2 separate regions of the Mus musculus genome follow, and region 2 is linked to region 1. A link is a loop called in an ENCODE intact Hi-C map of the cell type or tissue named here. Cell type or tissue: heart. All regions are shown on one strand. Each heading gives the region's core, and the rest is flanking DNA. Links, peaks and the distances in the headings are about the cores only. Region 1 overlaps Gsg1l (GSG1-like). Region 2 overlaps Gm30807 (a long non-coding RNA gene).

Region 1 (15,445 bases), core at 3,711-11,710:
ATCCTGACATTGGCAGCTTGGATGCCTGCTGGGATCTTCCTGGTGTATTAACTGCACCTTCTAGCTACATCTCCTTGATTTGGTGGAACCACAAAGATCCACCCCTATGACTTACCTTCCCAAGATCTACCTGCTGAAACCTAACTTCTAGCATTGTGGCCCGTGAACTGGGGTGGGATGTGCAGGCCAAAGCAGCTGCCAGGAGGATGGGAACCTCCTGTGTGGCCACATTTCTGACTTTTATAAGAGAAGCCAAAACTCCCATATTTTAATGGAAATCCTCCAGCTTTTAAATGTTGGCCAAAAGCCTCATCCGTTCTCCTGGCTTTCACCAGCACCTGCAGGTTGGATTCAGCCCTCCGGCTGCCAGCTTCAATTGCGGCTGCACGTGTTTCTATTTCTGTATATGCAATGATTGATTTTACTTCGAGTTATGTCCTTTTCCTCATTAGCCTCAGGGAACAGCCGTGCCAAGGCTCCGGTGACTGTCCCCATGCTTGGCATTTAGATGATGTTGCATGTTAGTGCAGTGACTGAGGTAGAGGGTTCCCAGCATGCAACAGCCCCCATGGGGTCTGAAGGTTCTAGTGGGAAGCCAGGCACTGCTGGCTGGAACAGCCTGGAAGTGGGGAGAATCCTGGCTGCAGGACAGACAGCTCCTGGTCATTTGTGATTCAAATTCCATGACATCCTTTGCACACTCCTGCAAGCCGGGGACTGTTTAGGCCACCAGGCCATTCATACAGATGAGCCTGGCCTCAGGCACAGGGCCAGGTAGAAACTGGCCTTCTGGGGGAATTGGAAAGGGTAAGAATTTTAACAAGTTTAATAAAAATGGGAAGTAAAACCTGAGCTGGTGGAACGGCTGGTTTCTGTCAGTTATAATGGACTTAGAGGACTGTTGGAGCAAAGGATGCTGGGAGCTCAGGAGTCTAGGAGAGGCCTGGGAGGCCCAGGAATAAGTCCTAGGTCTTATCCACCTTCTTCCGAGTGGCCAGGAACATGTCTAGCATCAGCCCTAAGGGAAGGGCTTAAGTAGTCAGCCAGTAGGGAAACTGAGGTCAAAACCTCATGGCAGGGGTGGAAAGTCAAGCTTTTGGAATCTGTTAGATGCAATGTGTAAACCATACTCCAGTATGTCCAGGAAAGTTCACATAGCCAAGAAGGACCCAATTAACTCTAGGCCTCCCATCCCCTATCTCTCTACCAATGTGCTCTGCCTTCTGGGCATGACACCCACTTTTAGAGATGAGGAAAAACAAGTCGGGAAAGATCAGCTAGCATGCCTAAAGTCACACAGCCATGGGTGGGAGAGCCAGACCCAGAGTCCTGCAATGCCCACTCAAGACTGCACATCACCTCATGTGTCTCTTTGCTCCACCTCTTTTCTCCACTGCCTGAGGCCAGGGCTTGGTCTGTCTCCTTTGTTCCCACACCTTTATACTTAGAAGGGGATGGTTTGAACTTTGTCAGGATCCAAGACATTCCTGGGGTGAGCATACACATTTTTTTCCCAAGTGAAAGAAGGCTGACAATTACTCTGTGGTTGGCTCTGAGGATGACGGCTACACAAAGTCCAGGATGTCCTCTACCAGTTTCCAGAGCCTAGTGACATACCCTCTGATTCACATGATGGATAGGGTCAGAGACCAGAAGTTACAGAGATGGATGGAACTGTCTCTGTGTGACAGGACAGAGAGACAGAGAGTCATAGAGAAAACCTAAAGAGAGACAGAGAAGTTCTCACTGAGGCTGAGAGACAGATATGGTTCTAATTTCTGTCACTGACACCATCCCAATGTAGTTGCCTCCACACCCCACCCCACCCACCCCACCCCTCCATCCTCCCTATGCAGCAAGTGCTGCATCCCCAAGGATTGAAAGGGTCCTGGGCTCCTGGTCAAATGGTCAGAGCAGCCAGAGGTTGGTTCCAGCTTGTGCTGATATAAGGACCCCTTAACAAGGTAACCAGGAGGTACAATGTCAAGGTTGATTCCCAGTGCCCAGAAGTCCAGTTTAGAAAGAGACACTCCACAGTCCAGGCCAGAGCTTGATGCCCCACAGCACAAGGGCACTAAATCAAGGTTGGTAGGAAGCAAAGAGGATTCTGGGATTGAAGCTTATGGTGCCTGGGAGCCTTGTATGTGTAGCTGAAATACCATCTCAACCCCGAGCATCAGGCAGCAGAGCTGGACCCAAGTTGAGGAGTCCTGGGAATGCATACAACAGCTGCTGAGCCCAGAGTGGTGACCAAGTTTGGTTATCTTGGTGTCTCTGATACTTCCTGAACCACTGAGAGCCAGCCTTTCTGAGTGTGTCATCTGAGAAAGTTACTGGGTATCTGTGTATGTGGGTGTGTCCTTCCTGTGTCCCGCCACCAGGGAGGGCCTTGCCGAAGCCTCATAGGCCGAGATTGAGAGCTTCCTTGAGAGCCATCCATGCAGCTTGTGGCCTTCATCTTTGCTGCCAAAGCCTTCTGGGGCCTTTTTTTCAGGCTTGAGATCAACTTGACGTCCAGACAGCTGAGACTTGACCGGAGACAGAGTGGTAGTTTTCTGAAGGTCGCCATATAATTTCATCTCATGATACATTGCTTGGTGGTGGCTGCAGGTGGCAGAGGAGAGAGATGACAGCTGCTCCTGAGAAGATTCAGTCCAGCCGATGACCTTGGGTTTTCAAGGCTTGGTTTAGAACTGCAGGGAAAGGCTGTTATGGGGGTTGGAGTGACAATAGGGTCTCAGCCCTAAAGGTCTCTGACTGTGCTAAGGTTGTGATGTTCCTGGTGAGTTTCTGCCTTTCCTTTCTGCTTTCTTTAAAGGCTCAGGCTGTGCCTTGGAAACTTGTTCTCCAGTCTCAGGCCATGTTGATCACATCCTACCCCTACCCCATAGCCTGGCCAATCCAAGCACTCAAGCTCCACCACTGCCATGCTTGATCCTGGGGTAAACATGTAGTTTTCATCTGTGGGATACTCCGTTAGACTAGCAGCCATGAGCTTGGAGCTTGTGGGGTCACTATAAGGAGGAACTATGGCTGAGCACAGGAGATGCAGGCCCCCTTCTTAATCACCCTAACACCCATCTCATGCTGTTCCTGTGTACATGTTCGCATGTCTTCAGTGTCTTGAGTTGTTGTAGCTTCTCTCACTTCAGTTGCAGCCGTGACAACACCACTTGTGACCATGACAGTTCTAACAGTGCTGAGATGGCTATCTTCTGAATACCAAGTCCTTGGTGAGGGGCAGGTAGGGGGGTCTTCATGGAGCTACAGGATCTTTCTGGAATCTTAGTTCTGCTTTACTGCCTCACTATGATGAGTGTGAACTTTCTGACCATCACGTCAGAGCCATGAGATTCCTATGAGCTGCCTAGAGCTAACTTGGCAGCCTGAGCCTCTGGGATATTGGTGGTCCAATCATCAAGTACTGAAGCTGTGCAAAGAAATATGAATTAAACTAAATGTAACCGGGTTAAATTTCAGCAACTAGCAGGAAATAAAAACAAGGCAGACTTAACAAGAAGTGTGCTCTAAGAGAGGTAGATGTTCAGACTAGAGAAGAATGGGTAACAACACACCTGGAAAACAGGAGCCAAAGTGGCCTGGACAAACACTCTCCTTATCTGACTAAACAGAATCCAAAAAGATCATAAGGGTCAAGGAAAGATAGATATAAAAAAGAATAACAAATCAAGAAAGCATTTATTCATCATAGTTATGCAGTTACCTGGCAACACAGAATTTAGAGTGCCAAATAGTTGCTTCTCATGGTGTCCTAGCATGACAAAATGGTGATGACAAGTAAAACACCAAACAATAACCTGTGAAACCTCAGGAAGAAATAGTTAACCGCACCGTGTGATCAGAGATGTTTAACATGCTCAGAAACAAAAGACTTAAGTTAGAATTACTAAGTATATAAAGGGTTATATTATCCCAACCCCAGATAAAGCCCTGGAGAATAATATGTCCGTTTCAGAAACTCAAAAAGTGTGTTAGATCTGAACCCAGCTCACTTGGTTTTCCAAAGCTGTGTATCATTCTTCCTTGTGTGGGTGAGAGCATGGGTGTGTGCATGTGTGTATACATGAGTATGTGTTTTTATGTGTGTTCGTGTGCATGCAGTGAGTATGTGTATGCTTGTGTGTGCATATACATGTAAGTGCATGTATGGGTGTGCACTTATATGTTTGGAAGATAGGATCTGGTAAAGAGGAACTGATGAAAGGCTGGAGCTCAGGCTGTGGGATTGGTCTCAGGAAGGGTGGTCCCAGATGTCTGTGTGGTGTAGATTGAGCTGAGAACTTGGTTCTCCCAGCAGACCTAGTGCAGTGAAGTGTAAAACTAATACTAACACTAATACTAGTGAGATGAGTCACAGCCATTGCCTGCTTTGGCTAGCACACCTACAATATTCACCAAACTTTTGCCCACGTCCTGAGTTACCTATTATTGTGTAATGATACTGCTACAGACTTAGCGACTTAGGGCAGTGCACATTCAGTGGCTCTCAGATTTGTGGGTCAGGATATGGTTTAGCTTAGGAGGGTCAACAGTTAAGGAGCTACCAAACCACAATCTCTCTGATGCATATCTGGTAAAGGGTTTGCTTCAGTCCTGTGTGGTTGTTGGTAGAATCCCATTTACTGTGGTAGATTTCAGGGCTTCAGGTCTCCACTGTCTGTTGGCTGGAGATTTGATGTGGCTACTTACACCTTTGGGCCATCCTGGAACAGATGAACTCCTTAGAGTAGAGGCACCACGACCCTGTGCTTTCTTCCCATCATCTCTATAAGAGCGATTGAGGAGAGAAGGTGCCTCACATGTTGTTCACCCATGCCTCAATAAAAGGCACCCTGGCAAATGTGGCAAAGGATGCTCTGGGGCTAAAGAGTTAAACGGCATTTAAGTCATCTGTCTTAGTCAATGTTGATGTGGCTGTGACCATGACCAAAAGCTGCTTGGGAAAGAAAGGGTTTCTTTGACTTCCATATCCTGAATCCTAAATAGTCCACTGAGGGAAATCAAGGCAGGAGCTGATGAAGGAGTGATGCTTATTGGCTTTCTCAGCCTATATTCCTACAGGACCCAGGACTACCAGTCAGGATCAGCCCCACCCACAATGGGCTGGGCCCTCCCACATCAATCACTAGTTGAGCAAATGTCCTACAGGTTTGCCTACAGTCTGATTTTATGGAGGCATTTTCTCAGTTGGGATTTTCTTCTTTCAGATAACTCTAATTTATGTCAAGTTGACATAAAACTAGTCTGTCCACTATCCCTCTAGTTGAGTCATCTTGGAAGCAGGTGAGAGTTTCCTAGGATGCTGGTTTGCCTGGGCTCAGTGGTTTTGTTAACGTGGCCACGTCTCCAATGGCTTTTTCAAAGCTCATGGAACATAACCTCCAAATGCCCTAGACATACCATGTGGAGAAGCCTGACACAGAGGAGTAGCAAGATATGGACACCAGAGAAGACTCTCTCTAGTAATGAGGACAGTAGGTACAAAAGTCCTTAGGCAGAGTTATGCCTCAGGCTGTCTAAGGGTAACACGAAGGCCAGAGGGGTGAGAGCCAAGATCAGGACTGACTATAGACATCTCTGTTGACATAGCTTAGTCAGCCCCTCATGGTGGATTTTTAGGGGTTTCTAAATACTGTAACACTCACCCTTGACTATATATCTGCCCATGGGTGAAGTGTATCTCAGGACATAACCCAAGAGCTGGAGCTGGTAACTCTAAGGAAGTGGTGTCACCTTTATAGCCATTGCCAAAGTCCCATCTATAGGGGCAGCCCCTGTGCTAGCTGGGTAAAGGGTCCTTTCTGTCCCTTTCCTCTGTCCTTACTTGGTCATTTTCCCCCCACCTCCACTCCAGAAGCTGTTTGTCTTCTTGGGCCTGCCTTCTCTCATCCCATCCCATCTCCCCTCAGATGGCCCTGGAGTCCAAGAGCTCTCAGAAGACTCCGAGGACATGTCTCTTGATAGAAAGTCTACACTCGGGGACAACTCCCCTCATCTACAGCCTCTGTGGTCTGCTCTTCCAGAAGCTGCCAACTCCCCATCAGCTATTTTGAGATGAGGAGTAAGCACAGGCTAGTCTGCTATTTGTCCCTGGAAAGGTGGCGGCTGGTGGTGTCAGACACAGAACAGAAGGTGCTCTGCCTCGAAGGAAGAGCTCTGTCTCCCGGGTTCCGCACTCTGGATAGAGCCAAGTCATAAATTGCCTATCTGGCACTATAAGATTTTGACAGGCCTGGGAGTCTGAAACTCGTCCCCTGGACATGGTTAGTGCCTGAGGTTGACATCTGGACTCAGGGTTGATCATGCCTGTGCTCAAATACACACTTCCTTTTGTGCTGTGCTGCCTGGGTCGGATGTTTTTCTCTCTGGGCTTTAGTGTTATCTGTCCAATAGCCTGTGGCCATCTCAGTTTGCCTGGGCCGAGACAAGGACTGTGCGGGATGGTTGGAGTGTTTTGCAAACTATGCTTGAGAATTGAGGGTATTATTGCAGGCTATCTGTGGCGTGCTGCAAGACAGTAGCCTGCCCCCTCGTTTTCCTTGTGTGCAAGCAGTTTCCTGATCGGAAGTCCAGAGCAGGGCATGCTATTCAGCTGATGCCAGGGACAGAGGGATGGAAAGGCTGGTAGCGAGGCTTCAGTGGGCAGGGGGGAAGACGTCGTGTGTTCACCCTCAACCTGTTGTGGATGTGTCCTTGTGCGTGCAGCACTGCTTATGGGCAAAGTGGGAGAAGGGGAGAGAATCCAGTGCGGAGCTGCAAATGGGGACAGTTTTTGGCTTGCTTATCTTGTGGGCAGATGAGCTGGGGGGCCTGGGAGGTGGGAGAATACTGAGGGAGATAGGAAAAAAATCAGAGAGAGAATCAAAGAGACATTCTGAGAGGTAGAACAGAGACAGATAAGAGAGGGACAGGCCAGGGTGACAGAGAAAGAGACGAGAGGGCCCTGAAGGGAGCCTGGGCAGGGTCCCACGCAGGTTCCAGAGGCCCCTGTGCCTCCCAGGAGGTCTTTCTAGCAGGCTGCATTCTCTGGCTTTGCTTTTGTTTTGGGGACTTGCTTGCTGTTTAGTCCAGGCTGGTCATGTAGGTTGTTATGTAGCCCAAGCCCAGACTGATCTCACACTCAAGAGTCCCCTGCCTCTGGTGTCCAAATACTGGGACTGCAGGTGTGAGTCACACATCTGGTTCAAGTGTTCACACTCAGTTGCCATGATCAACAAAGTCAAGCCAGCCCCTTCCTCTGGTGACACACACACACACACACACACACACACACACACAAGCATTGTCCCTACTGATGCTGGAGGAAAGCTGGCTTTGAACCTCTGCCCTCTGGGTGCTCTGCCTCAGGATTCTCAAGCTTGTCACCCACAGGTAGGTCACACTTCTAGAGTGTGTCTTAATGTTCTAGAGGGCTGCTGCAGCCCTTGCTTCTGGAGTGCCCCTCATCTCCCTTCCCCAAAGACTCCCCCAACAACTGTTACCACTGCCATAGGCCAAACTCACTTCCACTGACTTAGCATCTTTGTCTAAGTGACTCAAGTTCAATGCAGCTGAGATTTTTCTCAGAAAGGGAAACCCTACATCTTGCTGGGAAACCATCAGTGCCCCTGGCAGTGGAGGGAGGAAGACAACACCAAGCATTGTCACTGAGAACTGGTGTTGTACATGATGATGGGGGACTCCCCCCTCTAGGACATTCGGCAATGTCTGCATACATGTTATGCCGACAGTATGTGTATGTACATCATACCCATGTGCCTTTGGGTGCTGTGCTTCAGTTAACCACTGCATCTAGTGGGGAGAGCCTGGGATGCCACAAAACAGCCTGCAATAGTCAGGGCAGACCCACAGCCAACATCACTCAATGTGTGTAGTGCTGAGGTTTATAGATCCCGGCCCATAAGCAGCTGGAGCCAAGCAGGTGTGTATGCATGGGACAATACTGACCAGCTTAGGGCCTCTGCCTCCAGGCTCTGCAGAAACACCTGGAGACGCTTTCCTGGCCCAGAAAAAGAACCCAGGACAACAGGTCCCTGCTCCTAAATTCCAGGCCCTTGGTGGATCTTTTAAAAATGTTTCTTTTTATTTTAATTGTATATTATTTTGTGTGTATGAGTGTTTTTTCCTGAATGTATGCCTGGGCAGCATATGTGTATGCCTGATGCTCAGAAAGATCTGAGAAGGCATGTGAGCCCCTGGGACCAGCATTAAGGTGGTTGTGAGTCACCAAGTTGGTGCTTAGATGCTGGTCCTCTGTAAGAGCAGCCTGTGCTCTTAACCACTGAGCCAGGGCACCCTCTCAGCAGAGGAGGATGTATCCATCCTTGTAGACAAGACCCCACATCCCAAGTACTGCCAGTTCCCCACTTTCCCCTGGCGTGGAGGTGACTGTTCATAGTACCCTCTTCCTGCTCTCAAAAGTCACAACTCCTGTAGTAATTCTCTGGATCCTCCAGACCCCAGATCTTTTAGTCCCACAGGGCAGGCAGAGAGCCCTGGGGCACTGAGACCAGGCAGGACCATCCACTGAGCTCTGGTGCCACCATGCACTCTGCATTGGCTGCAGCCTATGGACCGGAGATGCTTTTAGAACTGCACACTGTTCGAGAGCCCCCGGGAGTGATTCTGAGGCCATGGTTCTTGAGATAAGGACCAGAGGTCATTTCCCCTGGAGGCACCTGGTATCCATGGCTTTGGCCAGTGAGTTCCTGGGATAGACATGCAAGAATAGACAGGATCCGGGAGGTCCTGACTAGAGAATGTGTGTCTGAGGGGTTGACTGTGGGAGGGGTGGAATGGAGGTACCTGAAGGGAAGCCAGGCCTTTCGGAAACCCTGACTCTACCAATGCTACATTCTCTTGGCCCCCATCCTTTTCTCCCCTGCTCTCTGGCACTCCCTCCCCACACCTCCTCCTCTCCTGCCTCCTAGTCATCTCTTCCCCTCCCCCATTGCCTCCTTTGCTCCACCTCCTCCTCTCTGTGCCCCTCTTTCTTCTCCTTGCTCCTCCCCCTCTTTTCCTTAGCCCCATCCTCCTCTCTCCTCTCTCTCCTCCTCTCATTCATCATCTTTCTCCTCCCTTGTCTTAGTTTCTCTTCTCTTCCCTCTCCCCCTTTCCTTCTGTTTCCTCCCCCCCCACTCCGCAATCCCTCTACCTCCTTTTACCTGGTGGAGGAGAAAGCTGTTTGATTATGTATTCTGCCTGTCCTGTTTCCTTGGTGCAGGCCTTTGAAATCCCCAAAGCCACAATTTGCCTCTTGTTTTCTGCCTCTCCTGCAGCTGAGCCCCGAGGCCATGAATGTTTTATATCTAGCTGCCCAGTGAGGAGGGCATGGGCTACCAGGAGATACTGGATGAGAGACATATTTGTTAATATTAAAAATCACCCCCTACATATTTACCCTGAGTCACCGAGACCCCCAGGACCCCTGTGGACCTCACCCGCACAGCCTGAGCTCCTCCATAGCCTCAGGCTGGATGGGGGTCGGTGGAGTGCACAGGCTGCCGGGAGCCCAGGAAACCCACTGCGTGACATTGGAAGGTCCCTGTTAAATGCCACCTCCGATTTGGGCCACTTCACTTTAAAAGGCAGGATCCACACAAGAGCAGTGCTAATGACTCAAGTGGTCTGAGATTAGACCTGTGGAGAAGGGCAGAGAGAGCCGACAGTCTCTGCTGAGCGGGCTGGGTGGAGGGCGTCCCACTAATTGCCACACTCTGGAGAAGATGCCAGCCAGCTCGAGCCCTCATCCTCAGAGGGCAGAGCGAGAAATTAGCTCAAATTGGAGCTGGAAAGATTTAGGTTATATGTAAGAAGGAACTTTCTCAACTCTGAAATATGCTACCAAGAGAGGCTGCGGGTTCTCCACAGAGAGGCTAAAAATAGCTCATTCTTTAAAAATAGGTCTGGGCGGCTTTAAACACTGCCAGCACAGGCATGGGGATGGTCTGCAGGGCCGTCTCTCTGGCCCTCTGCCCCTCTGCCCCAGACATTGGTCCCTATGGGGATGGCATCTGGGTATCTCAGATTTGTGCAGAGCAGCCTTTTCTACAACCCTGCTGAACCACCCCAGCTCCCAGGGCTCTAACAGGGAAGGCTACTCGCTCTGGCCAGTTGCTCCTCATTTACTTCTGGTTGCTCTGACCCTCCCTGTTGCTGTACCCCACTTCTGAGACTTGCCAGGGCAGTCTGGTCCACCTCCTGCTTCTCAGTTCCCAAAGGGACTGACCACCTCCCCAGAGAGGACAGCAGCCCTCCCCGCTGGCTTCCAGCCTGCTTTTTCTTCTAATCCCTTCCCCACTAGGCAGTCAGAGGAGACTTCTAAGAAGCACATCTGGACTTGGGGTGCAGCTCAGTGGTAGAGTGTGGGGTCATGCATGAAGCTCTGGGTTCCACCACTACCCAAACAAACAAGCCAAGTATATCTTGCAGCAGGAACATGATTCCCCATGCTTTCCTCACAGGATCTCAGAATCAAGTCCAAACCCCCGATGGCTTCGAACTTTCCATGAAGGATCCTATTTTCCCCTCCAGCATCTCTCACTCCTGGCATGCCCTACCCAAGCCCCATCTCAGCTCCACTTTGCCTGGAAGCTGCAACCTAGCCTCTCCCCTGCTCCTTTCAGACCCTCAGCTTGGATGGTACCCACTGTAGGGGCTTCTCACTCTACAACCCTGGACCTCCTGTTTTGACTGCCTTGACACAGACGTCCCCATCCCATTTTGAGGCAAGCCCATACATCCACCCGTAGTCCATGCCTCCTGCTCGGAGAGGCCTGGTGCTTCCAGCCCCAAGGACTCTGAAGCATACTTACTTGGAGTATAGAGGAATAGCAAGATGCACACTGCTCATTGGGGTGGGTCGTGCCTGTAACTGAGGCCATCCTGGGCTAGAGAGTGAGAGTCTGTGTTGAAAAAGCCAAGGAGTGGGGGGTGAAGGGGGGCACTGCCATGTGAGTTTGCCTTATGAAGCATCTTTTACAAACAAACAAACAAACAAACAAACAAACCAGGCATGGCAGTCTGAGATCCTAGCACTTTAGAGGCAGAGGATGGACAGAGGATCAGGAGTTGGAGGGCAGCCTTGGCTACTGGAGAGGCACTAGAGGGAGAGGGAGGGTAGGAAAGTGAAAGGGAGACAGGAAGGAAAAGGGTGAGACTACTGAGCAGTCTCCCTACAGTGTCCTGCCCCTCTGTCCACAGCTGACCAGGACAGACTGGGCTGAGCTCAGGGCAGACCATAGAGGAGGAGACATTGGTCACAGGCTTTTTCTCCAGGCTGACCCTGAGCTGTAGGAGCCATTTAGAACAGAGGGGACAATTAACAAATCAATTTGGTTGTATGACAAAGGGGAAACTGAGGCTGGGAGTGAACCCAGCTGTACACTGGGGAGTCAGTGTCCCTTGGCCATGAAATACAGATGGAAGTTTCAGGTTAGTCACAGCGATGGTAAATTGGTAAAGTCCTACTGTGTTCCTCCAACAGTACCCCATAGAACCCCTGTGTGTGCTTGGTGCTGGTACTCATTAGTCCAGCCAGGGAAGGGTGGAGGGGAGAAGTTACCGAGACCAAGATCAACACACACACAAACACACACACACACACAGAGACACACACACACACACACACACACACATAGTGGAGTCCCTATGCACTCCACTTTCCCCATCCCCCTCCTCCAGCTCTGCTCCCCACCCCCCTCGTCAGCTGCGTTATTACATTACTCCATAAGCACGTGATTTGAACATTTTAATTTCATCTGTAGCCTCTCAGCTTTCTCATCTCAAGATGACCTGCCTGGCAATGCACTCGAGGCTGCCCATGAATAAAGTTAATTTCCCATTTAAAAAAAAAAAGGAAAGGAAAAGAAAAGAAAGGTAAGGAAAAGTCTAGCAGCCAGCAGGCAGACAGTACAGGTTCAGTGACAGGCTGCGTGTCCCGCCAGGTTCCCCAGCAGGGCTTGCCATTGCCCCCGTCCTGCCCTCTTGAATCTGCTTCCAGCTCCAGTGCGTCCCTAAATGCTCTTCTTGGTTCTCAGGTTCCTGGGATTGCTAGCAGCTCTAGATCACCTCCCAATGTATGCAAGAATATTTATTTAGACACGAATGCTCCCCAAGTGTTCTCTGTAATAACCGAGACTTTAATAACATCTTTAATAACAAACCTTATTATAAGCTAATTAATCAGCTACCTCTACGACCGTGCCATTAAACGGAGCATGGCAATCATGCAAGATACTCAGCCCTGCAAAGAGAGCTGAGCCAAAGTAGCCAAGGCCTGGAAACTAGGTCGCTGCCACTGCCCCAAGACCTCACCCTGTGCAGGGGCAGTCTCAAGATCAGAGGGTGTGACCTCAGAATGGGTCACCTGGGTTCAGATCTGCTAGGTCTCGGGGATGACTAGGGAGCGGCCCTTTCCCTCCCCTCCCCCACAATGGGACAAAACAGGATTTGGGAAATGCCGTGTGCCAAATCCTGAGTGGTCAGGTCCACCATTCTCTCCACTTGCATCTCCTAGCCTCGCTTATCTGGGCTGGCTTTAACTCATGAGCACAGGACCCAAAGAATTTGCTGGAAAACCCTGTATGCTTTCAGTTTGTCTGCACTTTTCTACATCTGGAAAGACTACTTCACATCTCCTCCATCCTCCAGCCTCCGATGCCCCATTTGCCTGCCTAGCCTCACTCATGGCTAGTGACCTTAACTCACCCTTGCTCTGTGGTGAAGAGAATGGGAGCTTGTCATGGAGGTCAGAGCCTGTTGTTATCTGAGGAAGACCTTTACAAGATCTGGTCTGTTCATGTTTCCTCATGGGAGGAGGAAGATCCTGAGAGCCTCACCTGAGGTCCCAGCCACTTTCTTGCCATCCACTTACATAAAGCCTGGCCTGATTACACAGGGCCTGAGGGGAGGGGGGAAGAGTTAAAGTGGGTGGGGATGGGTGGAAGGTTGACAGGGAAACAGAGGTCATCTTGCAGCATCAGAAGGTCATTGTCCACGCTGTCTGAGCTTCTCATTGGTGCAAGAGTCACCCACACTCCTGAAAGTAACCCAGACTTGGGTGGAAACCATTTCTTATGTCGGTCAATGCCCTCTGAATGGGCAACTAGAAACCATCTCCCCAGGAAAGCACACAACACCATTCAACTCAAATCTTACTCAAGTTCCCGTTCCCCTGTACCCTTTGGGTAGAGCATCTCAGTTGCCAGCTAGCTACTGGATTCTAAGACCCTCTCTCATCTGTTTTGACACTTTCTGTTTGGCTTCTAGGATTGGCCTTGAGTTTTCGTGCACCAGATGCACACACCCCACCCTACTGCTATTACCTGATCATCTAAGTAGGAGGTAGACCAGAAGCTCCATCTCCCACTTTGACCTCTACCCTTTTGCACAGTCCCTCCCCTGCCTGCTACTCTGAGACCCTGAGCCTGGAGCTTCCTCCATCATTTCCAATTCAATTATTCTCAATCCATGCCCTCCGAGAACCCATCCCCACACAATACTCCAGTGGGAGCCTGTCATGGCCACCTGTGGTCTCTGGTTGGCCAGTCCATGGGTAACTTTACTATCCTGTTCACCTTTCTTCTGATATCTACTCTCTTGAGTGCCCTTTCCCACGGACCCCAAGCTACCCCAGTTTTCTTTCCAGGTTAGCTTCCTCGGCTGGTCTCCTGGCTCTGCTCAGCCCCAGATGCTTCATCTCCTCTCCTCTCCCAGTCTTTCTGCTGACTCTCCCAGGCTGCCACCTCATTTCTTCTTCTATGCTGATGATCCCTCTCCAGTTCTGACAGCTCCCAACCACAGAGTGTACATTGACTGCTCACTCGATATCTACAAAGACAGAAAATAACCATTTCAAGCAAATATGGCCCCTGAAAGTTTCCACCCACCTAGACATCCTCCCTTCCTCTCTTGGGCTTTTCTATCTCAACAAATGCATTGTCATCTGCCCAATCGCTCAAACCAAAGGCCAGCCTGGACTTTAAGACAGCCACTCCACCCACGTCCACCCACGTCTACCCACCAACAAACCCTACTGGCATGAAGCCTCATCTTTTTTCTGTTGCTGAAACAAAATACTCAAGACTAGACGTTGATATGAAATAGACGTTTATCTGGTGCATGGTTCTGGATCCGTGAAGCCTGGGAGCAGGATGCTGGCATCCACTCTGCATCAGAATGTTGGGTCTGACAGTGCACTGGCACCTGGGGGAGGCATCATATATTGATAGAGTAAGAGAGGCAGCTTCCTCTGCTATACCAACATCATCATCTACCTTAAGCACCCTCAGAAGTCACACCTCCAAATGCCATTAGATCCAAATGTAGGGGTTACGTTTCCAACACATGACATAACTGTTGGCGGGACTCTGGGTTTCAGTCACTTGCCCAGCCCAGCCTCTTACCTAGGCTCCTTTCTTCTCCCTTCCCCTTAACCATCCCACTACCCTACGAGCAGTAATTGCAGTGCTCTTTAAAAAATAGTGGACTGGATTTGAGGCACAATGGTGGAGACAATGGTGGCATGCATTCCTAGCGTGCATGGCCATGGGCCCGGTTTTCAAAGCAGACTCTTTAAAATGCAGAGTTCCACTGTGTCTTTCAGAGATATACAACTTTCATTTATTGAGCTTTCTTAAAGTGTGGCCCTTCCTGTTTGGAGATAAGTAGAATTCAATCTATGGATCAATGGTGTTCTAAGCCAGTGGTTCTCAACCTTCCTAACGCTGCAACCCTTTAATACATTTTTTTATGTTGTGGTGACCCTCAACCATAATATCATTTTGTTGCTACTTCATAACTGTAATTTTGCTACTGTTGTGGATGTAAATACTTGATATGCAGGATATCTGATCTGTGTGACCCCTGTGAATGGGTCATTTGACATCCAAAGGAGTTGCAACCCACAGGTTGAGAACCACGGTTCTAAACCAAGGCTGTAGAAATGAGTTACTCTGCCAGCAGCTGGGTCTGGCCTTGGTGCATAGCTGGGAGATCCTGTATTAGGTCCTGTGCAGCCCTGCCGACTCTCCCCTAACATCAGGAATGCCGACTCCTGATGCTGCCTTAAAGTCTCTGCGGTGAAATATCTGACACAAACTTAAGGGGAGGAAGATCTACTTTAGCTCATAGTCTTGGAAGGTTCTTGGCACATGCCCTTGAGCAGAGAGCATCGTGGTGTGGAGAGTCTCTGGTGGAGGAGACACTGGAATGGGCCAGGGCCATCATCTAGGAACCAGTCCCTGAACATGTGAGACATTTGGGGGACACTTCTCATCTACTCTGTAACTGTTCTCACTAACGTTTCCCTTCTGTCTGAATGTTCACAGAGGCTTTTTACTGATCACACCACCAATGTATATTTACTTATTATTAGTGTGTGTGCAGGTGTGTTGGGGTCAGAGGACAGCTTTCAGTAGTTAGT
Region 2 (15,445 bases), core at 2,644-10,643, 150 kb before region 1:
CAGGAAACAGGACAAGAGCATGTGGCTGTTGCTAGCGCTGCCTGTTGGTGCCCACAACTGGCTGACACACACACACACACACACACACACACTGTGGCTGTTGCTAGCGCTGCGTGTTGGTGCCCACAACTGGCTGACACACACACACACACACACACACACACACACTGTGGCTGTTGCTAGCGCTGCGTGTTGGTGCCCACAACTGGCTGACACACACACACACACACACACACACACACACACACTGTGGCTGTTGCTAGCGCTGCGTGTTGGTGCCCACAACTGGCTGACACACACACACACACACACACACACACACACACCCCGTCTTCTTCGTGCCATGAGAGAGGGCTTGAAGTGGATATGCAGTGTGCATGTCACCAGCCTCTGAGGACACTGCCTGGACTTCTCTCAGGACAAGACATCAGGAGATCATCCACCCTTGTGAGCAAGAGGTTGGGTTCCCTTGCTGTGGCAGCTGCCTCACCCTCATCTGATGTGAACAATTCAAGGCCGTTTCAGAGGGCCAGTCCCTTGTCACTTGGCTCCGTGTGACTTGAGGATGTGATGACAATAGGATCACAGCATTCACCTCATCACCAACAGGAAGCAGAGCACAGGATAGGAAGTGGCCAGGGACACTGTACTCCCAAAGACTTCCCCGGTGATGTGCTTCCTCCAGCTTGGCTCCACCGGCTCCACTTTCAGAGATACCCACGATGGAGCCTGATTCTGTGTCAGGACCAAGCACACATGTAACAGGTCCCTGTTGCGTAATCGACTTGAGAAGGTACTTGTTTTAGAATACTCCAGAAAAGGGGCTGGGGAGATGGTTTAACCATTGAAAGCGCTAACTGTCCTACAGAGGAGCCACGTTTGATTCTCAGCATTCATAGGGTTGCTCACAACCGTCTGTAACTCAGTTTAGGGGATTTGCTGAAGTACTGCAATGTCGCAGCTCCCTAGCCAGTGAGAGCTAGACTGCAGCCACTCTATTCTCGCCAGCCCACAGCCCTCACACCCGTGCTCTCACTTGGGCTTTGACATTTGCTGTCCCCTCCTTTCCAGGCCGCCGGTGGCTCACCGCCATGCTTCCCCTCTTCCTTAAGGTCTGAGTGTAGGTCGACATAGACAGCCCCTGTGCTTCAACATGCACAGCTTTGGGCTTAATCCTGACCAGGGCAATGGAGAGTAAAGAGACAACAGATGACACACACACAGAAAAGCTGGGATCCAGTGGGCCAGGTGGAGCCACACTAGCAGCTGCCTGGAAACTCAATGGGGTTTAACTACTCTTAGTCAGGAGTCTCTAGTGGGACGGTCATCCTGGAGGAGGAAACTGCCTTCGAAGAAGCTGCAAAGAAGTGGGTACCTTCCCTTGTGCACACCGCCAGCATCCCATACTTGGATCAAGAGAAGGCCTGCCATTCTCAAAGGTTTGAGGAATCCTCGGCATGGCTGTGTTCATGTGTCGTTACACACAAAGGAGAGGCCCGTTGGGCTCATAGTTCAATTTCAGTCCCTGCTTGCTTGCCTTGGTCTGTGGCAGCACAGACTCTTGTGGCAGAAGCATGTGGTAGTGGCGACTAGTTACCTCTTGTTGGCTGGGAAGTGCAAACATAGGAAGAGATTGCGGTCCCAACGTCCCCTCCAGGACATGCATATCCTGACATGATTTCCTCTGCTAGGTATCATTCCTTGGTGGTACCACAGGCTAGGGACCAACTCTTAATACCTCTAGAAGATAGTTAAGAGCCAAAGGGAACCAACTCTTTTGCACAGGAAGCTCTTGCAGGATTAAATTGAAGGCTAGCTCCCTCCTGCAAATAGGTTTCCTTCCCAGAATCCATGTTTGACCTTGTTTAAAAGGAGTCTGGAGATGAAGTCATCTTGTAACATGGAGTTTGCTTCCAGGCTAAGAACAGGTGTCTCCCCAGAGAGTCACATGGGGCTGGGGATGAAGCTCAGCTGGTAGAGCATCTGCATGGTTAGCACCAAGACTCCCTAGCTGAGGCCTTATGGGACAGATGCTTCACCTGAGGTCAGGGGCCAGGCTCTAGGCTGAGGGGTCACCAGAGAGGCCAATTGTAGGTCTCTAGTGCTGGTTAGTGTGGGTGCCAGAGCAATAGAGAAGGTGTTACCACGATAGGTAATAGTGGCTGAGGCCACTTCCTGCAGAGAACTGCATGTGTGAAGTTATAGACTCAGTGAGGGTACATCCTGGGGTAAGGAGTTGCAGTGTGAGGGAACTCCGGAGCACACTGGGGTGAATTTAGCATGGGGGTGGGGGTGGTAGTGGTGGTAAGGCCCAAAGACATGCGATATGGCCAGGAATAGAAATGAGCAGAATATATCTGGGGTGAGACAATAGGATGTGGTGGGGACTGTGGTGCCAACAAACAAATCCACAGCACTCATTCACCAGCTGTCACATGTGGCCCCATCAGCCCGTGTGGTAGACATGGCTGGACTGTCAGCAAGGACTGGCTGGCTGGGCAGTGGTGGCACACGCCTTTAATCCCAGCACTTGGGAGGCAGAGGCAGGCAGATTTCTGAGCTCGAAGTCAGCCTGGTCTACAGAGTGAGCTCCAGGACAGCCAGGGCTACACAGAGAAATCCTGTCTTGAAAAATGTCAAAAAAAAAAAAAAAAAAAAAAAAAGGAAAAGAAAAAGAAAAAAGAAAAAAAAAAAAAAAAAAGAAAAAAGGACGGGCTGTGGTGGTCTTAAGTTACAGGGACAGAAAGGTGGCATTCCTGGAGGGACATACAGCTATGTGGGCCCTTCTTGGCCAATAATCAGCTGGCTGGGGACACTCCCATATCTGACACAAACACTGTCACCCATGCTTGCCTTGGAGGCATCTTGTTGTGGAGAGACCTTGTATAAAAAGGTGCAGCTGCCACCTGCCCGCGTCCTCGGCACTGGGAGGCCCAGGGACTGGGCCTGTCAGGCAAAGCAGCCTTGCAAATCCTATCGTTTAGCCAGCCCCGTGCTGAGGGATTTGCTCTTAATGAATCTGCCTTGTTTTTCTGGTGTTGACAAACTCTTTCTCGTCATAAAACTTTCATGGCTCAATTTAGCACTGGGGAATAGACTCTCACTTCCCCGCCCCATGCCATGCTTGGTCTAGTCCCAAGAACTCACCCTGGCTCTGAGAGATCCCCAGAACAGTGACTCCCCTACTGGCCGGTAGGGAACTGGCAGAGACCTTTCTTGGTCTTCTCCAGACCCTGGTTCTTAGTAAAGGTGAGTGGGGGCTCCCCTGGAGCATGGGGACACCTGTCCAAGTACCACTGGTCCTGTAGACCATCTAAGCCACCAGAGGGCTGCGGCCAGAGACTGAACCATGTGAGAGAAGGCGGGGTATCCAGCCTGCCCGAAGACTCATGGGAAATTCTTTTTGCGAAGTTTGTCACACAGCTCCTGTCATAGCCCTCCCTCTCTCAGTCTTGGTCGTGACATTTAGGGGCAACTGGTCCCATACACAGTTCCGGGTGGTGTCCTCCTCACTGTTCTATTGCTGTGAGAAGACACCGGTACCAGGTAACTTATAAAAGAAAATTGGAGGTTTGAGTACACTTCTAAAGGGTTAATCTGGGACTGTCATGGTGGGGAGCTTGGCTGCTGGCAGGCAGACGTGGTGCTGGAGTAGTAGTTACCTTCTGAGAGCTTACCTTCTGAGCCATAGGCCTAGAGAGCGAAACTGAGCCTGGCGAGGGTTACATGCCCACCCCCAGTGACACACCTCCTCCAACAAGGCCACGCCTCCTAATCCTAAAGGGTCTGGGATCCAACCTTCAAATCCCTACAGGGACCATTCTCCTTTAATCCACCACAAGAAGATTTTGACCTGTGGGGGTGGGGGCAGTCAGAATATCTCGTTTTCTCCCTGTGCACAGGGAGACTTAGGGAACCATTTGCTGGGACATCTGAGAAAGAGACATTACCACCATCTATCTAGGAGGAGGTGTGGGAGGGACTGTGATGTCAGTAAGGGAGGCAGCTGCCTCATCACAGCAAGAGGAGGAGCAGAGGATGAACAACACTGAAGAGCTAAAGCCAGAGAGCTGGGAGCATCCCAGTCCTTGATGTATCCGTGTGAGCTGGACCAAGCCTGTCTAGAGACTGCCACTGAGCTGGCTTAAACCAGCCCTCAACAGTGCTCCACCTTCCACGTTGTTTTGTTTAGCAGCTGGACCTCTAAACAGAGCCCATGAGAGCATCGCTTCTGTGAAAAGCTAAGTAAGTTAGTTACCAGCAGCTGAAGACTTTGTTCATCAGTTTGGGGATGTCACTCAGTTGTGACAGGTCTGCCATGTGTCACTTATTTCTGCTGACTAGGGTGGCTTCAGTTCAAAGACACCCATGGTTCCTGTCTCCTGTTGTCATTGCTCAGAACCCTTTTCTCCATACAGGGCAAGGATAACCCACGAGCAGGGCCAGCCTGTGTGCATGCATGCCCCGTGTGCATCTCAGCTCAGCCTTGAAATGGTGAGATCAGACTCTTATTGGTCTGAGAGGTTGGTGTCCTCAGACCCTGTGGCTCGTTATCTGGGGTCCAGGAGAACACACCAAACAGGGTCTGAGAATCACTTGGATGTAGTCAAGTTACGGATGGGGGAGGGCCTGGTTTAACCAGGTCCAGAAACTGCAGGGTGGGAGGTAAGTAAGACTGCCTGATTTTCAGACCCCCAGGCTCCAGGGGGTCTTATGGGAGTGGGCTGTTTTCTGGAATTTCATGGGTGGCAGGTCTCTCTCTCTCTCCCTTCCTTTTCTTTTTTCCTTTCCTTTCCTTTCCTTTTTCTTCTTCCTCTTCCTTTTTCTTTTTCTTTTTCTTTTTTTTCTTTCTTTCTTCTTTTTTGGTTTTTCAAGACAGAGTTTCTCTGTATAGCCCTGGCTGTCCTGGAACTCACTTTGTAGACCAGGCTGGCCTCAAACTCAGAAATCCGCCTGCCTCTGCCTCCCGACTGCTGTGATTTAAGGTGTGTGCCACCATGCCCTGCTGGTGGCAGGTTTCTTAAAGGGCTTATTTTATGGCCCTGGTTTCAGGGTGGTGGGATCCTTTGGAAATGAATGTGTGACATTTGAGGCTAGGCAAACCCTTAACCTGGCTTTTAAGACAACTGGGAAACAGACAGGCCTGTGAGCTGCCTTATGTGGGTGCTGAACTAGAACTCGGGCCCTCTGCAAAAGCAGAGTTCTCAACAATTGAGCCATGTTTCCATCACCAGACTGGTCCATCAGGGAGTGGAGCAGAAAGCCAAGTGATTATAAATGTAGCTGCTGCCCCCTCTAGGTCTCCTACACCCCCCTGCCTGCCCTTCTTCACCATATGACCCTCACCAGAAGCCGAGCAGACGCTGACCCCTCCGGAGTGTAAACCAAAATAAACCTTTGTTTGTTAAGAAAGGGTTTCTCTGTGTAGCCCTGGCTGTTCTGGAACTCACTCTGTAGACCAGGCTGGTCTTGAGCTCAAGAGATCCACCTGCCTCTGTCTCCTGAGCCCTGGGAATAAAGGTGTGCGCCACCACCGCCTGGCCAAAATATGTGGTGTTTGTTGTAGCAAGAGAACACAGACACATATAAGACATGTTGGGGTTCTTCTGCTGGGGAGAGGCTTCCTGCTCTCCTTTCCCCATCTTCTTGGCCCCTGCTGAGCTATGTCTGTAGCCACTATGGGACATGCCAAGTGGTGAGATGGCTCAGGGTCAGACACTGAGGGAAATAACCAGGACACAGATCTCCCATCAGCCTTTGCTCCCAAACACTGCATGAGATGTGGCCTCCAGCCCCCTCCCCATCTCCCACCCCCAGTGCCACACCAGTTTGTTCTGCCAACCCCTGGGGTTTATTGGCCAGTTCTCCCTGGCTGACCGGGTGAGACCTCACAGCGGATTCGGTCTTTCTAGAGTCAGCAGATAGCCCTAGACCCCCAGGTAAGCTTTCTACCTCCTCTGACTGTCTAAGCATGGCCCACAGTCAGGGAAGTAGACCTGCTCACAATGGAAACAGAAAGTTCCACAGCGAAGAGGACAGTACCACATTAGCTAAGAGCTGAGGCAGTGGTGTTATCTGATCTGGGTATAAAACCCACGTTGACACTTGGTCGCCCACTGTGGGGCCATGAAGAAATTGCTCATGAATGGAAGAGTGCTTTTCTCATGGGCATGGAGCTGGACCACTTTTCATTCTTAGGCTCACTTTTTCTTTTTCTTTTCTCCCCCACCTGCCCCCTCTCTTTCTTACTGGTTCTCCTACAGCCCAGGCTAGCTTGAACTTGCTTTGTCACTGAGGTTTTGTCACAACTGTCAGATCCTCTCACCTCTACCTTCTTAGTGCTGGGGTTGCCAGCGTGTACCACTACTCGCAGTTTCATGCAGTGCCAAGTGTTGAACCCAGGGCTTCACACATACTAGGCAATCAGACTATGGACTGCACCTCCACTCCAGGCAGGTCCTGCCTGCTCTCACCCTCTAGTTGTGCAAACACACTGGCTATGTGATGCTGTCTGTACAGACGAGGCACAGACGAAGCCAACGGCAGGTGGGGCTGCCTCACCCAGCACTCCTTGGCCCTCCGAGCTCTTCTTAAATCATCCAGTGTTGGGCTTTTCATTACAGCTGCAGTAAAGAGACTGCGATGACATTGTCCTTACCTTCTTTGATATCACCCCTCCCAACCTGGCAGGCCCAGGGCAAACAAAAAGATCACAAAAAGCCATAAAATAGCCACTGTGATTCTCCCAAGCCACAACATCAGGCTCTTCTTTCTCTCTGTGTGTCCCCAGCCACAGTGCCAGGTAGGTAGGAAAGGCCTCTCGGAGACTCCACACCCAGCTCTCTTCACTTGTTGACTCATATAAGTCACTCAGACCCAGAACATCCCTCAGACTTAGTACAACAATCTTGATTGGCAGCCAGGCTCTTTGTCTCCTGTGCAGACCCAGCCCAGCCTCTACCTGTGCCAGCCTGGTCTCAAGGGTGCTGGTCGGGAGGTTGAGATTTTTTTCTTTACTAATTTTGTAGTGCCTGGAACCAAACCTACTATCTCAGCCATCCCCACTCGTTTTGTCCCCATTTTGTTTGCTTAGTTTTTCTTGATAATGTCATTAACCTGGGAGGAGGTGCAGTCCCTTCCCTAGCTTGGTGTCCTGCTCCTCCCATGGAAGTTGAGCATGAAGGCTGCATTCTTATTGCCATGAGTGCGGCCATCACCAGGAGGACCTCAGAGCAGCTGCCTGTGTTAGGCTGTTCCCTGTTCAATGTGTAAGAGCAGGGGGTACAAAGGATCAGCGAGGGATCATACGTTTGTTCTAGAGACCTGCAGAATTGGCAAGCCACGTATGAAAACAGTGAGGGTCCACGATGCTTCATCCCTCCTCTAGAGGGCGCCCACTCTCACCTTGGCTAAGCTAGATCAGCTTGCCTATGAGAGGGACTTTGAATAAGAGTTCTTCATCTTTCTGTCAAGCCAGCTTCTCAAATGGAGTCCTCTCCCTTGCCTCAGCCTGTTCCTTGATATGATTGTCCTGTTGTGCATGAAGCAGCTGTTGTGGGTCCCCTAACACTGTCCCCATGTGTCAGGACTTCTCTTGGTTTAATGAAACCCTCCTTGAATGAAGTTCTTCCCTTTTCTGTTCAAAAAATCCCAACAGGCAGGTTGAGGCTGACTGCTCATACAGCTCCCGGGGAGGTTCCAGAAGGATATGTGGTGGTTCCTATTGTTTGTCAGCGTGACAGGACCTAGGATCAGGCCTGTGGGGGAGTTTCAGACTGGGTTAACTGAGGTGGGAAGACCCATCAAGCAGTAGATAGTGCCGTTCTATGGGCTGGGATCCCAGACTGAAGAAAAAGGAGCAAACTAGCAGAAGAAGCGGCCTGTGTCTCTCACCCATCACCACCGTGTTTGCAACATGATCATCTGCTACCCTCCTGCCACGGTGACTTCAGGGATGAGTGCAAAATCCTTAGTCGCTTTTGTCACAACAACCAGAAAAGTAGTTAATACAAATGGCCACCATGTTAAGACAGATGGCCACCATGGCCACCATGTCAAGGCTTGCTAGGCCACTGAGCTAAGAGTCGCACACCCAGGGCTGAAGCCTGGTTCTGCTTTTGCCCTTGAGTTTGAATCTCAGCCTCAGTTTCCCCGATGATAGGGAAATACAGAAGCCACTGCCCTACAGAGCTGTTGGGACTCACATAGTTGAAGAGAACAGACACTCAAAAGCTGTTCTCTAGAGACTGGAGAGATGGCTCAGTGGTTAGAGCACTGACTGCTCTTCCAGAGGTCCTGAGTTCAATTCCCAGCAACCACATGGTGGATCACAACCATCTGTAATGGGTCTGATGCCCTCTTCTGGTGTGTCTGAAACAGCTACAGTGTATTCATATACCTAAAATAAGTAAACAATTCTTAAAATAAAACCTGTTCTCAGACTCTGTAGGCCCACTGTGGCACATGCATGCCCCCACACATATGATAAACAAATATAATATTAACAGAGCATATACAATTGAAGTGCTATTAGTATAAAGTTCAGAATGATTACATAAGAGCCAAAGGGTCACTGGGGGAAAATGAACATTTTTTTAAAAAGAATTATTTATTTATTTTATGTATATAAGTACATTGTAGCTGTATTCAGACATGCCAAAAGAGGGCATCTGATCCCATTACAGATGGTTGTGAGCCACCATGTGGTTGCTAGGAATTGAACTCAGGCCTTCTGGAAGAAAAGTCACTGGGCCATCTCTCCAGCCCGAAAATGAACCTTTTAAATGAGTTGCTGTATAGTTTCTTCTCAGCACATTTTGGGCTTTCCCATATGCTTTCTGTGGTGTTCATGGCATGTAACATGGAGATGCCGCCGCCTCTGTAGATCTCTGGAGGTGTTGGAGGCCTCTAGTCTTTTCTATTTGATTGGCTCCAGGTCCCAATCCCTAGCAATTTTTAGTTTTTTTTTTTTTTTTTTTTTTTTAATTGGAAGTGGATGAGCAGGGCTGGAAGTTCTGCTCTTGACCTCTAGGAGGCAGCAGAGGGAAGCAAACTAGAGCGGGGGGGGGGGGGCGGGGGGGCGGCTGGGGGGGGGTGAGTGGAAACCAGCCCAGAAAGAAGGGGCTGTTTCAGAGGCACTGCAAACTGTCTTTCTCGCCAGTGGTCCCAAGTTTCCCTCCTAATGACTAGGATAAAACAAACCACTATAAAGACAGAAAATGTGGAGCCAAGCCAGCCACCCCAAGGTTTATTTTGAGTGGTGATATGTTTTAACCTGAATGCTCACCTCATCGGAAGGCACCACAGATGTCGGCTATGGAAGGTCAGAGGAACCCAGAGTGGTCCTAGACTCTGACCTTACTCTACTCCTCCCTGAGCCTCTGCTCCCCGGTTGATATTTGGGTATGCAAGGAATTTGAGGAGAACTCCATAAAGCTTCCGTTATAATCCTTTGGATGATGTGCCTAACATATGCAGTTGGTGCTAATCAGCACCCTTTCCTCCCTGACGTCTGAGGCAACGCCAGCTTGCTGGGTGCCGGGCTTCCTGAGCACTCTTGCTGCTGCCGTTTAGAGTGTGTATATGGTGGGCTCCGGCTCTTCTCTGAGCGTGGCTGAGTTCTGAGTTCGATGCTCCCTCTCATCACAGAGCTGGCTTCAGTACTTGGCATGAGCAGGATGTGAGCCTTCTGTCACATCTGCCACCTACATGCACCCACCCTGCCTGCTCTCAGAGCAGGAAACAGCCGCAGGCATGATGCCATTCTTCCTCTGCCCCCAGCCATCGCTGGGTCAAAGCTTCAACCTGTGCAGGTCCTGAGAGAGCAGCCCTCCCAACTGCAGCCACATCTTCGTACGCACGCTGTGCTTCCTTCTGCCAAAGGCTTGTGCAGATAGTGGATGAAGCCACTGAGCAGCCTCAGTTTTCCTCATTTGTAAGACAGACAAAATGAACCCATTGAGAGTTGAGACTGACAGGATGGGGACACTGTGACAAACAGCACACACTGCTGCCATCTTCCCTGTGCCTGCAGCAGATGAGAAACTGAGGCAGGTAGGTAGGGGTCCAAGAAATGGCCCAGGTGCATTGGCCAAATGTGCTGGAAGCAGGATTGTCACCCAGAACTGTTTGCCTGCAGTGGGACCATGGGTTGCCTTGTCCCAGGTTTACTGTGCTGTGTCAGGAGGCCCCACACCCCCTGATGTCTGTCCTCTTCTGCCCTGTCACCGTCACTTCGGTAACTACAGGATTCTTAGCCATCACCTTATTAATGTCTTCCCTTGGAACTGAAGCTCCTTAAAGGTGCAGCCCTAGTATGTCTTTTTTATTGTCTTTGCCATTGTGTCTTGCATTTTAAGACAACGTCTCATGATGTAGCACAGAGTGATCTTGAACTAATGACTAACCTGCCTCCCAAGTACCAGGATGACAGTCATATGCCACTCAGCCTGGCTTCCTATGTTGTCTTGTTCATGGATACCCTAGTGTGTAGTACAAAGACTGAGAGAAACTTCCTGAAGAGCTCAAAGGGCCGGCAATGCTGGCATTGAAGAATAACCTGAGAGGCTGGGGGCAGGGCACTTGCCTCACGTATATGGGCCTGGATTTTACACTGGGCAGCGCAAACAACGGAGCGGAGGAGGAGTTCCAGCCCATCACTGTCTAATGAGGCCCGTTCCTTTCTCCCAGGAGACTCTGCCCTCTGGGAGGGAAGGCTTTAATTGTACAGAGCTCTGGGCCCCTCCCTCTTCTAAAAACCCTGCCCAAGTAGCATGGCCGTGCTGGTGTCTTGAGCAGGGGAATGAAGTAGGCTTTTGGCTTGGACACTGTGAGATTGTTTAAAAACTTCCCCAGTAATTGGCAACTGCCTAATCACTTGCTATAATTAGGAGAGCCTAGAGGCTTGGGGGCTCTGTTCTGCAGGGTTAGGAATGAGGAAGCTTAGAAGGAGGCGGCTTACAGCAGCTGACTCCAAGGAAGTGTGGAAATCCAAGTCCCCTGGGGATTATGCCCCTTCAAAGCGTGTTTGTATTTCCTGAAAAGTACCACTTTCATTTTTAATAGCAACTATTTTTTCTGGTAAATTTTTTTTTTATGTAAAACAAATGTACAATTCCCAGCTGTACAGCCAGTGAGGTTTCATGAGCTGAACACACAGCCTGTCCCAGCCACCGTCCCCTTCCGAGGGCAGTCATTGTCCTGCACTTGAACATGGGAGTCAGGGCTGGGACGGTAGCTCAGATGGGAAAGTGTTTGCCACACAAACGTGAGGGCCCAACATCAGCACCCACTTAAAAACCCAGCCGTGGCAGAGCAGACTTAGGATCTCAGGGCTCAGGAGGCAGAGATGGTCAGCCAGCCTAGCCTAAGCCAAAGCCCAAGGTCCTAGTGAGGGACCCTGTTTCAAAAACCAAGGTGGGCACTCCTAAGGAATGACACTGGAGGTTGACCTTTGAACCTTGGTGCCCCCCCCCCCCCGCCGAGAGAGAGAGAGAGAGAGAGAGAGAGAGAGAGAGAGAGAGAGAGAGAGTCTCACACTCAAAGGCACCTGTTGCCTGGCAAGCTCCCTAAGTGCTGGGAAGGTAGAGACCCTGTGGTCGCTCTGGCTTCTCTACAGGGGTGTCAACAAACTTCTGCCAGACGCAGTTGCAGGCCTAGTGCTGGAAGGTAAATTGATCTTGTAAGAGAAGCCGAGAACCTGCGTTTTTATGGCAAATCTTGGATTCTTGAATGTGGCCAATGAGGAAATGTTGGCGCATATGGTACTAACTTCATCCAAGCCAAACCAAACATGCTTCTGGCCGGATTTGAACCGCTAGCTGCCAGTGTAGGGGATCTGGAGGGCCCCAGGCCCATCAGAGAAACAGGTCTGAAGATAAACCTCACCGTTTAGATTAATTCACTAACACTGGGGGTCAGAGAGGGAGCGACAGCAGTTGCTAGGGCAGCAGGAGTGGAGGTCAATCGTAGGAAGGACACTCAGGATGAGGTGGCAAGGCCATTCCAGTGGGAACAGCTTGATGGATGTGCAGAGTCAGGGACCACAGAGGAGTTTGGTGTTGTCATGTGCTGTACCACAGAGCCGCAACCACAGTGAGATGTGAGCAGAGATGTGAGCAGAAGCCGGTGGTGTTCGCAGGGCAAGCCGAGGTGAGACGGGGCTGAACCTTCTGCAGCAGGTGCAGAGGTGGGCAGCTCAGGTGAGGGCTGGGGACAGGAGCCTATTGGCCGGCCTTGGCTGCGTCAGTAGGATGAAGTGAGTACCAAGGTCTTGGGTGCAAATTCCTAGTTCCTTAAACCATACCCAACCCTTGTCTGTTACCAAGGTCAATGTAGCTACGACTGTTAGTTCATTATGTAGCCCAGGATTCCCCGGAACGCATAATCCTCCTGCCTCAACTTCTGGGGTTACAGGGTGTGCCACCCTGCCTGGATGCAGCTCTGCCATTATTTGGTATGAAAATATCCATGGTATCCAAAGGGCTTTCTGATACATTGAGAGGGTTTTCAGGAAGGCATACCTGAAAGGTAGCTCCTCCTACTGGTCTCTACTATCAGCTCTGGTAGAACATTCAGCAAGCACAAAATCAATCCCAATTTGAATTTTTCTCTATGAGCCCCTGACCTTGCAGATGCCCCTGAAAACCTCCTTACATTCCGTGTTCCATTTTGCCTTAAACAAATCATGCTGGGTCTGCCTTTCAAATCACCCCAGGAGGGACTGGTTGCGGCTCTGTGGTACAGCACTTGCCTAGCAGACATGACCCTGGGTCCCATCCAACCCTGGGTTTCATTGCCTAGAGCAAGCAAGCAAACAGAAACAACCCAGAGCTTTCTTGGCCTTTGGATGATCCTGCCTGAACCCCTGGTGTCACTTACCTACCCCTAGCTGATCAGCAGCCATCTTTATTCACTTAGCAGCTGGAGTGGGTCTTCTCCAGATCATTGGACTCTGCCCAGACCCTCTGCAGGCCCCACATGACTCAGACCTCTGTGATCTGTCCTCTGCTGTTCCCTTGCTGTCCCTTGTTCAGGCTGTGCTCCCTCCCTCCAACCCCCAACCCGCCAGGGTGTCAGGTTTTTGCATTGGCCATTGGTTCCCCTGCTAGGAACTTTCTTTCCCTGGCAGAGAGCCTCCTGGTGTCTCCCGGCTTTGCTCCAATGCACCTTCCTATGACACCTTCCTCCAAGCTCCGCCCACATCTACCCCTCCCTGCCCTTCACCCCTGCACAGGCAGCCTGTGCTGGTCTTATTAATGTCACTCATGTTCTCTCTTCTTTCCTGAGCTGAGCATACAGTGGCTGCTCAGTGAGCAGGTGGTTGGGTACCCCTGACAGGATATCACAGCGGGTCTCTGCTTCCTCTGGGTGTTACTTAAGAAGAGTAGTCCCTGAGACTTTTCCTCTGGGCTCTCCTTGCTTTGAACTCCTCCCCGCTTCCCGCCCCAGAACAGGGTTCCCAGCTTGAAAGAAACGTGCCTTGCCACATGAATACTAACTGAGTCTCAAGGCCAAGGAAGTGTCACGTCAGTGCACACCCCAGGGCTGCATTTAAACGTGGACAGGCTCAGATGATACATATTGCATGCCTGTTGAGGGCAGCAGATTCCTTGTGGTCGTTCATTCACATTAACCAATACTCGAATGCACCATTGCAATCCAGAAGTTCTCCTGAAAATAGTTAGAAACTCCTTGTTTGGGGCCAGAAAGAAGCTCTGATAAGCAAGTGCAGGGCTCCCCTGGCTGTCCTCACACCAGCATTGCTTTAGTCTCTCCTGCCCCCAGGCAGAGTGGCAGCAGCTGGCAGTGAGTGGGGCTCACCCACAGGAGTAAGGCAATTCGTAATCTGTTAACCTTGAATTCTGCAAAGCCTGCCACTCGGCAAGCTGGGGGTGGCTGGAGTCATTCTTGGCTTGGGCAGAATTCAAATTAGCTCCTGCAATCAATGTGCAATTAATGGTTGCACACCCTGGGCATCCAGGCACTGTGCCCCATGCAGTGGGAAGAGTGAAGGGTGTAGCTTCATCTTAGAGCAGAGGTGGGGTTGGGGGTGCTCACAGATGAGCAATCCTAGTTTGAGAAAGAGATGCTAAAAAGGTCTGAGTTTCGTCAACTCCTTGGCCCAGATATTCCTAATAGTGTCAGCATTTACTGAGTGCCTACTGTGTGCCAGATGCCTTCCCCACCTCTGGCTCTGGAACACATTCTTTCCTTTTTATAGATACAGAAATCGAGGGTCAGAGAGAGCAAGTGTCTTGTTCAAAGTCACACAGCTGGTCGAGTCCTGGATTTAACTGACTGCAAAGTCAGGATGGTTAACCAACCCTGCCCGGCCAGTCTTAAGCATTCAGCATTCGCAGACCTGCAGGACACCACCTTTTGGCGACCACGACTTGCTGTTCTTTTTGTGGCCTCTTGAGTCATGTTCTGGGTCTCTGGTGTGGATAGCCTGGGTGGAGAAGCCCTGTTTGTCACATCCTATGCTCGCTTCCTTGTGCAGGCTGCCTCTTTGCAAGCTCTCTGCCCTCCTGTGTGGTGACAGAGAGCCTGTGGATAGGAATTGGTCTCAGATAGCAAGGGTGAGCAGGGACAAGCCTTTCAAACGCTGAGGCTCTGCATCCCCATCCCTTCCTAAGCTCCAGATGGGTCTTGCAGCCTTTGCAGAGGCCCCTGACAGTCTAAAGACCCACAGAAGCTGCCTTGTCACTTATCTGGCAGGGCTGTGTGGGTCTGGGTGAGAGGTCTTCTCCTGCCTTGAGTGAGGCTCCTTTGGGAGCGTCTTGCCTGGGATCTCTCACTTGTCCCTCTCCACTCCCGCGCGGATCTGTCCCCCGCCCGCGCCCAGCGTGGCGCGCCCCCTCTCCGCGCGCGGGCGGGCGCTGAACAGTGTCGCCGGCCGCCTGCAGGTGTCTCCCCACGGAGGGGCGCGCGTCCCTGCGCCGTGGCCGCTGCCAGGCGCCCGCGGCTGCTCGCCGAAGCGCACTCGCGCTCCGGGCTCCGGGCGCGCTGGTCGGCTCCACTCTGCGGCCCCAGTCGCCCCGCGTCCTCGTCGCCCCGCGTCCCCGCCGTGGGCCATGGGCCTGCGCCGCGAACACCGTCGCCGACCGCAGGCACCTGAGCCCCGGGGCGGGCGCTGACGCGGGCACCGCTGCCAACTTCGCGCGGAGCTGCGGGCGGCGCGGGCGGCATGAAGACGAGCCGCCGCGGCCGAGCGCTCCTGGCCGTGGCCTTGAACCTGCTGGCGCTGCTCTTCGCCACCACCGCCTTCCTCACCACGTACTGGTGCCAGGGCACGCAACGGGTGCCCAAGCCTGGCTGCGGCCAGGGCGGCGGCGCCAACTGCCCCAACTCGGGCGCCAACGCCACGGCCAACAGCACAGCCGCCCCCGTCGCCGCGAGCCCGGCCGGCGCGCCCTACAGCTGGGAGGCGGGCGACGAGCGCTTC

Evidence for each region. Peaks named below come from ENCODE experiments on the same cell type or tissue, not always from the same donor. Only the 100,000 strongest peaks of a DNase experiment are listed, where the experiment ranks them.
Region 2: a loop joins it to region 1, with 2.1 times the contacts of the local background. A loop is called at or near these places in 2 of 42 quality-filtered maps.

Annotation. Positions count from the first base shown.
Region 1 is chr7:125,928,051-125,943,495 of GRCm38, reverse strand. The region is part of intron 3 of Gsg1l (GSG1-like); the gene reads left to right. Among named protein-coding and RNA genes, the nearest start is that of Gm51456, 17 kb to the left of the region's middle. In heart, for the core only: a CTCF peak has its summit at 7,158; no DNase peak of the experiment used is centred there; H3K4me3 peaks cover 1,392 bases; H3K27ac peaks cover 5,263 bases.
Region 2 is chr7:126,081,921-126,097,365 of GRCm38, reverse strand. Gm30807 (a long non-coding RNA gene) reads left to right here. Exons shown (of 2, transcript XR_378488.3): 1 at 1-4,245; 2 at 4,419-5,414. It overlaps Gsg1l (GSG1-like), which reads left to right and starts at 14,955. Exons shown (of 7, transcript NM_001101488.1): 1 at 14,955-15,445. The coding sequence starts at 15,188. In heart, for the core only: CTCF peaks have their summits at 7,381 (motif pointing right) and 8,998 (motif pointing right); no DNase peak of the experiment used is centred there; H3K27me3 peaks cover 310 bases.